2 separate regions of the Homo sapiens genome follow, and region 2 is linked to region 1. Evidence: chromatin contacts called from ENCODE Hi-C or POLR2A ChIA-PET data. All regions are on one chromosome and are shown on one strand. Each heading gives the region's core, a stretch centred on a gene start or an enhancer-like site at or near the end of the contact. The rest is flanking DNA. Distances are from core to core; before and after follow the strand shown.

Evidence for each region. A loop is a pair of places that touch in the nucleus more often than their neighbours do. ChIA-PET counts read pairs that join two places held with the same protein, here RNA polymerase II (POLR2A). Pooled maps may share reads with other maps.
Region 2: a loop to region 1 is called in a map of ascending aorta, with 7 times the contacts of the local background. The contact joins the promoter of RGPD8 here to the promoter of TMEM87B in region 1. A Hi-C loop is called at or near these places in 4 of 168 maps with a recorded cell type or tissue (CD14-positive monocyte, ascending aorta, cardiac septum and 1 more), 5 of 37 single-sample maps with no recorded cell type and 19 of 50 pooled maps. POLR2A ChIA-PET finds 5 or more read pairs at or near these places in 2 of 52 experiments (T-cell and activated B cell).

The regions. Positions count from the first base shown.
Region 1 is chr2:112,053,253-112,057,705 of GRCh38, forward strand. TMEM87B (transmembrane protein 87B) reads left to right here and starts at 2,017. Exons shown (of 19, transcript NM_032824.3): 1 at 2,017-2,504. The coding sequence starts at 2,340. RefSeq lists silencers at 1,009-1,058, 1,259-1,988 and enhancers at 2,719-2,788, 2,819-3,158.
Region 2 is chr2:112,431,959-112,435,976 of GRCh38, forward strand. It overlaps RGPD8 (RANBP2 like and GRIP domain containing 8), which reads right to left and starts at 1,687. Exons shown (of 23, transcript NM_001164463.1): 1 at 1,424-1,687. The coding sequence starts at 1,495. RefSeq lists an enhancer at 2,275-3,253.

The DNA of each region.
Region 1 (4,453 bases), core at 767-3,266:
GCCGAGTTCGCGCCAGTGCACTCCAGCCTGGGCGACAGAGCGCGACTCAGTCTCAAAAACAAAACAAAACAAAAAATCATTGCCTCTCCAGTGTTCTTAACTAAAGGTGCCATCTGCCTAACTTAATTTAGGAATGCCTGTATGTTTTGGTACTGTTTAAATATTCCCAGCTTTGCCACTCTCCGTCTCACACCAACATCCAGTCATCTGGAAGATCTTTCCATTCCTCCAGTTCTCTCGTAACTAAAACGATTTCAGACTTACCCCTCACTCCCACAGGTAACTCGCCCTTAACTCTTCTTGTAGAACTTAAATTTCATGTATTGTTCTCTCCTTCTGTCCCTCACTTACTTCCTAAATCTCTGGTGGATGTTCCCCTGTGGTCCTGTTACAGTTATTCTGACCTAAACAGAACTGATCACGTTGCTTACTGGGAAGATGCACATGCAATCTCTAGTGTATAGTAGGTCCTCAATAATTACTGGTGACTGGTAAAGCAGCCAAGGCCTTTGGACTATAAATCGATCTTATTCTACGTTAATAACAATATTAGCACAGGATTCTATTCCCTTGCTGGATATTATTTACATTTGATAATGAATGAACTAATTCTCTTTGACAGCAAAACATGTATTCAGCTTACAGCCGAAAATGCAAGGGAAGGTACACAATAAGACGGATCCAAGCCCTGACCCCTCTGAGCTTTAAGCCAGTCAAGTAACTACTTGTTCTGAAAAGTATTAACTGTCCTATTAACGTTAACCTTCACAACACAATGCCTTGTGTTCAACTGGCCTTGGCCTCAAAGCACTTTCCTGGCACATTCCCTGAATTTAAAGAACGGTTTCCATACAGCTGAGAGGGTCGAGGCAGGGGTAAGTGTAGAAGACGCAAGAAATGGAGACACCCTGGGAACAGAACTCTAGACTGCACTCCAACCGTAGCACTTACTAGGCATTCGACTCCAGGACCTTGACACTCGCGCTCGCTGGCGGCGAGCCCCGCCTCCCCACTGCGCCTCATCTCCCAGACAGGCCCCGCCTCCCCACTCAGGCCCCGCCTCCCCACTCAGGCCCGTCTCCTCACTCAGGCCACGCCTCCCCGCCCAGTCCCGTCTCCGTACTAGGGCTTGCTCCAAGCCCTGCTTCCTCGCCCAACCTGGCCTCCCCACTACGGCCTAACCCCAAGCCCTTCTCGTCCAGCCCCGTCTCCACACTACTGCCTGGTCCTCAACTCCGCCTCCCCACTCCGACCCCATCTCCCTGACCAGCCCCGCCTTTACGCTCAGGCTCCGCCTCCCCGCCGGGTCTTGCCTCCAAATCCCGGCCCCGCCTCCACGCGGCCCCGCCTCCACGCGGCCCCGCCTCCACGCTCGGCCTGGCCCCAAGCTCTTCCTTCCTGGGGCACTCTGTCTCCGCACTCCGGCCTGGTCCCGAGCCCCGCCCCGCCTCCACACGGCCCCGCCACCACACGGCCCCGCCTCCACGCGGCCCCGCCTCCACGCTCGGCCTGGCCCCAAGCTCTTCCTTCCTGGGGCACTCTGTCTCCGCACTCCGGCCTGGTCCCGAGCCCCGCCCCGCCTCCACACGGCCCCGCCTCCACACGGCCCCGCCTCCACACGGCCCCGCCTCCACACGGCCCCGCCTCCACACGGCCCCGCCTCCACACGGCCCCGCCTCCACACGGCCCCGCCTCCACACGGCCCCGCCTCCACACGGCCCCGCCTCCACACGGCCCCGCCTCCACGCTCGGCCTGGCCCCAAGCTCTTCCTTCCTGGGGCACCCTGCCTCCGCACTCCGCCCTGGTCCCGAGCCCCGCCCCGCCTCCACAGTCCCGAGCCCGCCTCCAACCCTGCCCTGTCCCCACACCCAGCTTGGCCCCGAGCCACGCCTCCCACCCCGCCCCCACACTCCCGAGCCCCGCCTCGTCTCCACACTCCGGCGGCGCCTCCCTACCCGGCCCCGCCTCCGCGCTCGGGCTGCCAGCCCTCCCTTGCACGTTCCGGCTCCTCTTCTATCTTCACGCCCACGCTAGGCCCTGAGCCCAGCCTCCACGTCTCGCCGCCAACTCCACATCCTGGCTCCTATCTCTGCCTTCCAGGCATCTCCCAGCTGCACGCTCGGGCCCGGCTCAGAGCCCTAAGCCCTGCCTCCCGGTCCTGGCCGGGTTTCCCAGAACTGCACGGCGCCTCTCCGCCCAGGCCCAAGCGCGAGCCCCTCCTCCACACCCGAGTCCGAGCCCCGCGTCCCGGATTCGGACCCGCCTGCCTGGGGCGGTGCTGCACCAGGTGCGGGTGTGGCAGGCGTCTCGGAGCGCCAGGTGCAGCTTCCTGGTCAAGATGGTCGCCGCCTGCCGCTCGGTAGCCGGGCTCCTGCCACGCCGCCGCCGCTGCTTTCCCGCCCGGGCCCCGCTGCTGCGCGTCGCCCTCTGCCTCCTGTGCTGGACCCCGGCGGCTGTGCGCGCGGTCCCTGAGCTCGGGCTCTGGTTAGAGACAGTCAACGACGTAAGTGGAGTGTCGGGACCCAGGCGTGGCACGTCTCGGGCCGTCAGGGCCGTCGTGCGGCTTCGCTTGACCCCGGGCTTGTTCACCCTGCCTCTGCCGGGTCAGCACCGGGTCCCCTGATACCCTCCCTGAGCCTTTTGTCTGTTACAGCCGGGGAGCGGGGAGCGGCCCCTCCTCCGGCCCGACCTGGGCTGCAGGCAAGAGCCGTCAGGATTGCGCATGGGACGGCCCTCGGGTCCGAGCGCTCGGACTGTTACTGAGGGTCACCATGCCCGACGCCGTGGCCCTCATTCTGCTCTGACATGTTTTGGCTGGATCAGGAATCTCTCGGCACATCTAGCAGCATCTTTGGGATTCGACTCTTCCTGTCCGGATGCAGCCACAGTGGGCCACACCCCTGAGGCCGCAGGGAGGACTTGCCAGCGCTTCAGTTTCTGCATAAACTTAGAAAGCGGGTCTGCCGCTTCCTTAAAAAAAAAAAAGAAAGAAAAAATTTAAATGAGGGGGAAACGTGCAGTAGTCACCCTACCTCTATTTCTCTCTTCTTGAGTTCCTGAATTTCTCTACAGTTCCTGTCACAGTTCCGGGAGAGAGAGTGTGTGTGTAGGTGGGGCGGGACTTGTGATTAGGGAGTGCTTGAAAGGCGAATCTGGAGGCATGAGTGGGTGGAAACTCTTCTTTCCAAGGCAGGCTATTAGAAAACTTGGCGTCTGGTAATTAGAGGAGATGATGTGGGAGAGATGCAGGGGCAGAATTATGGAAAGTCTTGCAAAAGAGAGACAGGAAGTCTGGAAGAGGCATTATCTCCGGCTTCTCTGGGGTCAGATGACTCATCCAGCACTGTTTGGGATGGGTATTTTCCACATGCATGAAATAATGTCCAGGTTCTAAAGATGAGACTTATATTTTGATTTCCTTAACCAGAAAAAGAAAGTAGTTCCAAAGACTACAAATACTTCCCACAACACAAAAGCTACTCAGAGGAACACGCTGGGTATCTTTCTGGATCTTTTAAGACCTAGTGCAGCCATTTCCTCCAGGATTGGATTCTTCTGGGTTGGTGACCTAATTTGTGTGCCAGTTATAGTCTGCACATCTCCATTATTTAATTTCCTGAACGGGAAAAAGTAGAACTCAGTGAACTACTCTCATGGCTTCCTGCTGCTACGATAGTGAATAGTCAATATAACTATATTGGAAGTGAATCAGTTGCATGCATATTGTTGGATTACTTGAACATATCTGTATAGATCTTTGCTAAGTGTACTGTGAACATACCTGCAAAGATCTTTGCCAAGTGTACTTCTTCCTGCATGAGGAAGAGAAGTTTGCTCCTTGAGTGCTGCATGACCTTTAGGCTAATTTTACTCCTGTGTGACCCTGGGCCGCCAGAAGTCTAAAAGCCCTTCTCTCCCAAGAGTGGACTTATATTTTCCACATTTCAGGTTGTCAGAAACAGGAAAGGAGAGTGGGGCTTTCTTTCATTTGTACTGCAAATCTATCAGGAAATTTTGTTTCTTTGTTTTTGTTTGTTTGAGACAGAGTCTTGTTCTGTTACCTAGGCTGGAGTGCAGTGGCACAGTCATATGGCTCACTGCAGCCTCAAACTCCTGGGCTCAAGCAATCCTCTAGTCTCAGTCTCCTGCGTAGCGAAGACTATAGGTACATGCCACACACCAGTTAATTTTTAAATTTTTTTGTAGAGATAGGGGTCTCACTATATTGTCAAGGCTGGTCTTTAACTGCTGGCCTCAAGCCATCCTCCTGCCTCAGCCTCCCAAAGTATTGGGATTACAGGCATGAGCCACTACACCTGGCCAAGAAATGGTTCTTTTGAGTGTACAAGGGAGCAAATGGTTGAAGCACCACTGTGTGTCATATGTTAGACTGGTCATTGCTGTTGCAAAGATGAATTTTAGCCACAGCCCCTTCTCCCAAGACGTTCACAC
Region 2 (4,018 bases), core at 437-2,936, 380 kb after region 1:
CAATAAAAAGTGACTTGTAGCTAACATTTAGTGCTATGTGTCAAGCAATAACCTAAATGTTTAAAATGGATCATCCTATCAAATTCTATCAATGTTACAACTCCATCTATGGATGAAAAGTGTAAGTGGCCCCAAATACCCAGCTTATAAACGACAGTGCTGTGATTATTCAAGCCAAAGCAAACTGACTCAAGATTCTGCGCACATCCACCTTTAATAGCTTCTTCCGTCACTCTTTAGATCCAATGACTAAAGTCTTATTGAATCCAAAATAGATCACATTATTTACCTGTAAAGAGGAAAAATACCCTAAAAACACTTGTGGAAAAGGTTAAAAATTGTAAGCCATACTAACGATTTGTAAGAACTTTAGAATTTTTTTTTTTTAAGCAAAGGCAGCTACCAAAGTGTTCCGGGCGGGGAGGGGGGCGAGGGAGGTGAGTATGAGGAGTGGAGTGGAGCTGGACCCTTACAAAGGGACAGCGACAAACACCTCATACTCAAAACAAGGGGACTTTCCGTGTCATTTGTGCCATCGGGCCATTGCAAATGTCCACGCTGAGATGCCTACCTTGTCACTCGACGCAGCCGCCAAAGCTCACCCGGAGCTGCGTCAGTCCCCACTGGGTTCCTCCAGGCCAAGGAGGTACGACCTCCGCCGCGGCATATAAAGTAAATGTCCAGGACATGGGAAGAAACCCGCCGATACAGCACCCGGGTGCCCAAGCCCCCGAGAACTAGGCCGCGCGGGTACTACGGGGCCAGAAAGCCCGGGCCAGGGCGAGCCCACGAGCGAGCACCGTCGGGAACAAACCGGGAGAAAGAGGAAGAGCCGGCGCCAAAGGTCTCCCGCCCGCCGCGGTCCCCCCAGGACTCTTCCTGCGCTTGCAAGCGCCACGCCGCCCACAGGACTGCGCTAGCCGGCCTCCGCCTCAACAGAGCGCGCCAGGGAGCAGCGCCCTCGGGAGCCATGACCCCTGACCCATCGAGGCCGCCGCCGGGCCGGGTCGAGGCCGCCGCCTCAACAGAGCGCGCCAGGGAGCAGCGCCCTCGGGAGCCATGACCCCTGACCCATCGAGGCCGCCCCCGGGCCGGGTCGAGGCCGCCGCCTCAACAGAGCGCGCCAGGGAGCAGCGCCCTCGGGAGCCATGACCCCTGACCCATCGAGGCCGCCGCCGGGCCGGGTCGAGGCCGCCGCCTCAACAGAGCGCGCCAGGGAGCAGCGCCCGTCGGGAGCCATGACCCCTGACCCATCGAGGCCGCCGCCGGGCCGGGTGGAGGCCGCCGCCTCAACAGAGCGCGCCAGGGAGCAGCGCCCGTCGGGAGCCATGACCCCTGACCCATCGAGGCCGCCGCCGGGCCGGGTCGAGGCCGCCGCCGCCCGGCCGGGTCGAGGCCGCCGCTCTCTTCCAGACCCACTCACCTGTCGAGGCGACGGGGTGAGACCCAGCACCGAGGCGACGTACCGCTCCACATCGGCCTTGCTGCGCCTCATCGCGCCGCCAACCTGGCTCCCGAGACGCGTGCGAGCACCGCTCAGCCCCGCAGCAGTCGCCACTTCCAAGAGGAAAGTGCCTGCAAGCCACTGAAGCAGCGGCGTAGCCGGCGGAGGCCCACTGTGACGAGCGTGCGGCGCCGCCCACGGAGGCCCACTGTGACGAACCTGCGTTCTGCCTCAGCACTGTGTATCCTCGGGGACGTCGGCGCTCCAGCTGCACTCGGCCGGGCTGGTGGCGCCGCCCTGTGGTCTGAGGGTGTCTTGACATGATCTTATCTATAGAAAACCTTAATGAAAGCTCAAAAAAAAAAAAAAAAAGACAAACCATCAGTGATAATAAATGAGTTCAAAGAGATTGTACCATACGAGGTCAACTAAAAAAAATGAGATGTCTACTTATACACCAGCAAGGAACAATTCAAGTAAAATTAAGTAAACAATTCCATTTATAATATTATCAAAAATAATAAAATAATTATGAATAAATTTAACCCAAAAGTGTAAGACTTGTAGACTGGAAACTACAGAACACTGTTGAAAGAAAAGCAAGTGATTCATCCCCCGGTGCCAAACAGCAGACGCAGGTGTTACCAGTCTGGTGGGGCGCCCGAGCTGGGGACCTGGGGTCCTCTGGGAGGGGCAAGAAGGCAGCGATGCTGGCCCCCGCCTCCATCTGCCCATCCCATCTGCATCCACACACCGCCCTGCGGTAGCTGCTTGCAGCCCTTCTCTGTCAGTTTCTCCATTATCTTCTGGTTTGGTGATAAATGAGAGTTCCCATCGGGGGTGCCACCCTCTGTGTGACGGGGAGCAGAGAAGACCCTGCATCTGAGTCCTTCTGGGGGAAGAGCGAAAATGCTGGGACCAGCCCCAGCTGTCAGGGGGTCTCCAATCCCAGCAGGGAGGCCCCACGCATGGCTAGGATGCCCCAGACCCCAGGGACTGCACGAAGTGGAAAGGAGGGCCCCCGGTCCTAACTAAGGGTTCAGACCCCCGCAACACACATCCAGGCACACCCCCACCCCCTAGGCCTGGTTCTAGGTCTGCCAGCTCCGAGAAGGCCCCTAACAATGGTGCAGTCGCAGGGGCTGTGTCCCAGGCCGGGCTCACGCCCAGTCCCGCTGCCCCGGGGGTAGATGGGGCCCCTGGCCCGCGCGCTGTGGAGCCCTGGAGTGTCTGTGCGCCCCTTCCTTGGAGGGCAGCCGCTGAGGGGCTGCTGCGGGACTGGGGAGCCTCCTGGCAGCAAGCGCTCCCAATGCGTAGCGGGACGCTGTGATGGGGACAAGATCCTGGCTTTGAAGAAAGCCCTTTCCACCCTGTCCATGTGGGGGTCTCCCGGTGCCCCTGAGCCAGCGGCCCCCTCCTGCAGGCTCCGGAGGACTCCCCTGCCTGCATCTGGTCTCGCATTTCCTCCGTGACCTCCAAGCTCCCACTGGGGGCACACGGCTGCCCTGCTGACCCCAACTCTGGCCCTGTGCCGGTGGTGGGCAGCATCTGGCACGGGGGAGGCGCCGTTTCTTCCACACTCGCGCGTCCTCAGCCCAGATCATCCGGTGAAGTTTCCCCAGCAAGTGGCTCCCCCTGCCCCCTCCACCCTGCCAAGTGTGGTCCCTGGGCCCCCGCCTTCCCTTCTCGGCCTCTGCCCCTGGGTCTGGGGCCTGCATCCAGCCATCCACGCTCAGGGAGGCCACCTCCTCCCTCGCTCTCGACCACCACAAAGCTGCCCGGGACCTTGTTCTATCCTTTCCAAAAGTCCTCAGGACCTGCCTGTCTACGGAGCTCCCAAAACGCCCTGTGAGCTCTCCCGGGCCCCTCCTCTCCTTGCTAATAATGTCCCACACGGTGCTGCCTGCCTGGCCCCAAAAGAAAAGGACCCTGGAGTGAGTTCTGAACACAAACTCGATGAAAGTGGCCCCCTGCTCCACCTGCCGAGTCGGCCCCTCCTCAGACTCTCCCCTTGGGCAGGGAAACCTGCCGGGGCCTGACTGTTTCTTCCTGAAACAGCCTCAGGCTGGAAGGAGAGGGATCCACCCTTGGCCATTGAAGCATTCAGCAGGAATCAGCCCTCGGGGACCAAGACCCTGTGACCAGCCCCGCCCCACAGGCGCCGGTCCTGGGCAGCCTCCCTTGCTCAGGCCACGCTGCTCCCAAGAAGCCAGGATGAGCAGCTCGCAATAGGCCCCCCAACACGCAGAGTGCCACGCGGAGGACGGGGGCACCCCAGAAAACTGCAGACACTGCATGTCCTCTGGGAGCCCCGGCCCTGGGAGACGATGTGCAGTGGCTCCAGCTCTGACCTCATGAGCCCAAGCTCCGCTACACACTGGGTCCTGACCTGACCTGGGTCCCTGGGGCTCTCCGGCCAGGCCTCTCCCGGTGCCTCCCGCCCCTGAGGCCGCCACCCAGCATCCAGGCCCCTGTGTAGTCATCCCCTCTTCAGGAATCTGGGTCATGGCTGCAGGATAGGGGCTACCCAGAGCAGGATGTGGAGGGAGGGGCCGCAAAAGCTGGAGAGAATCT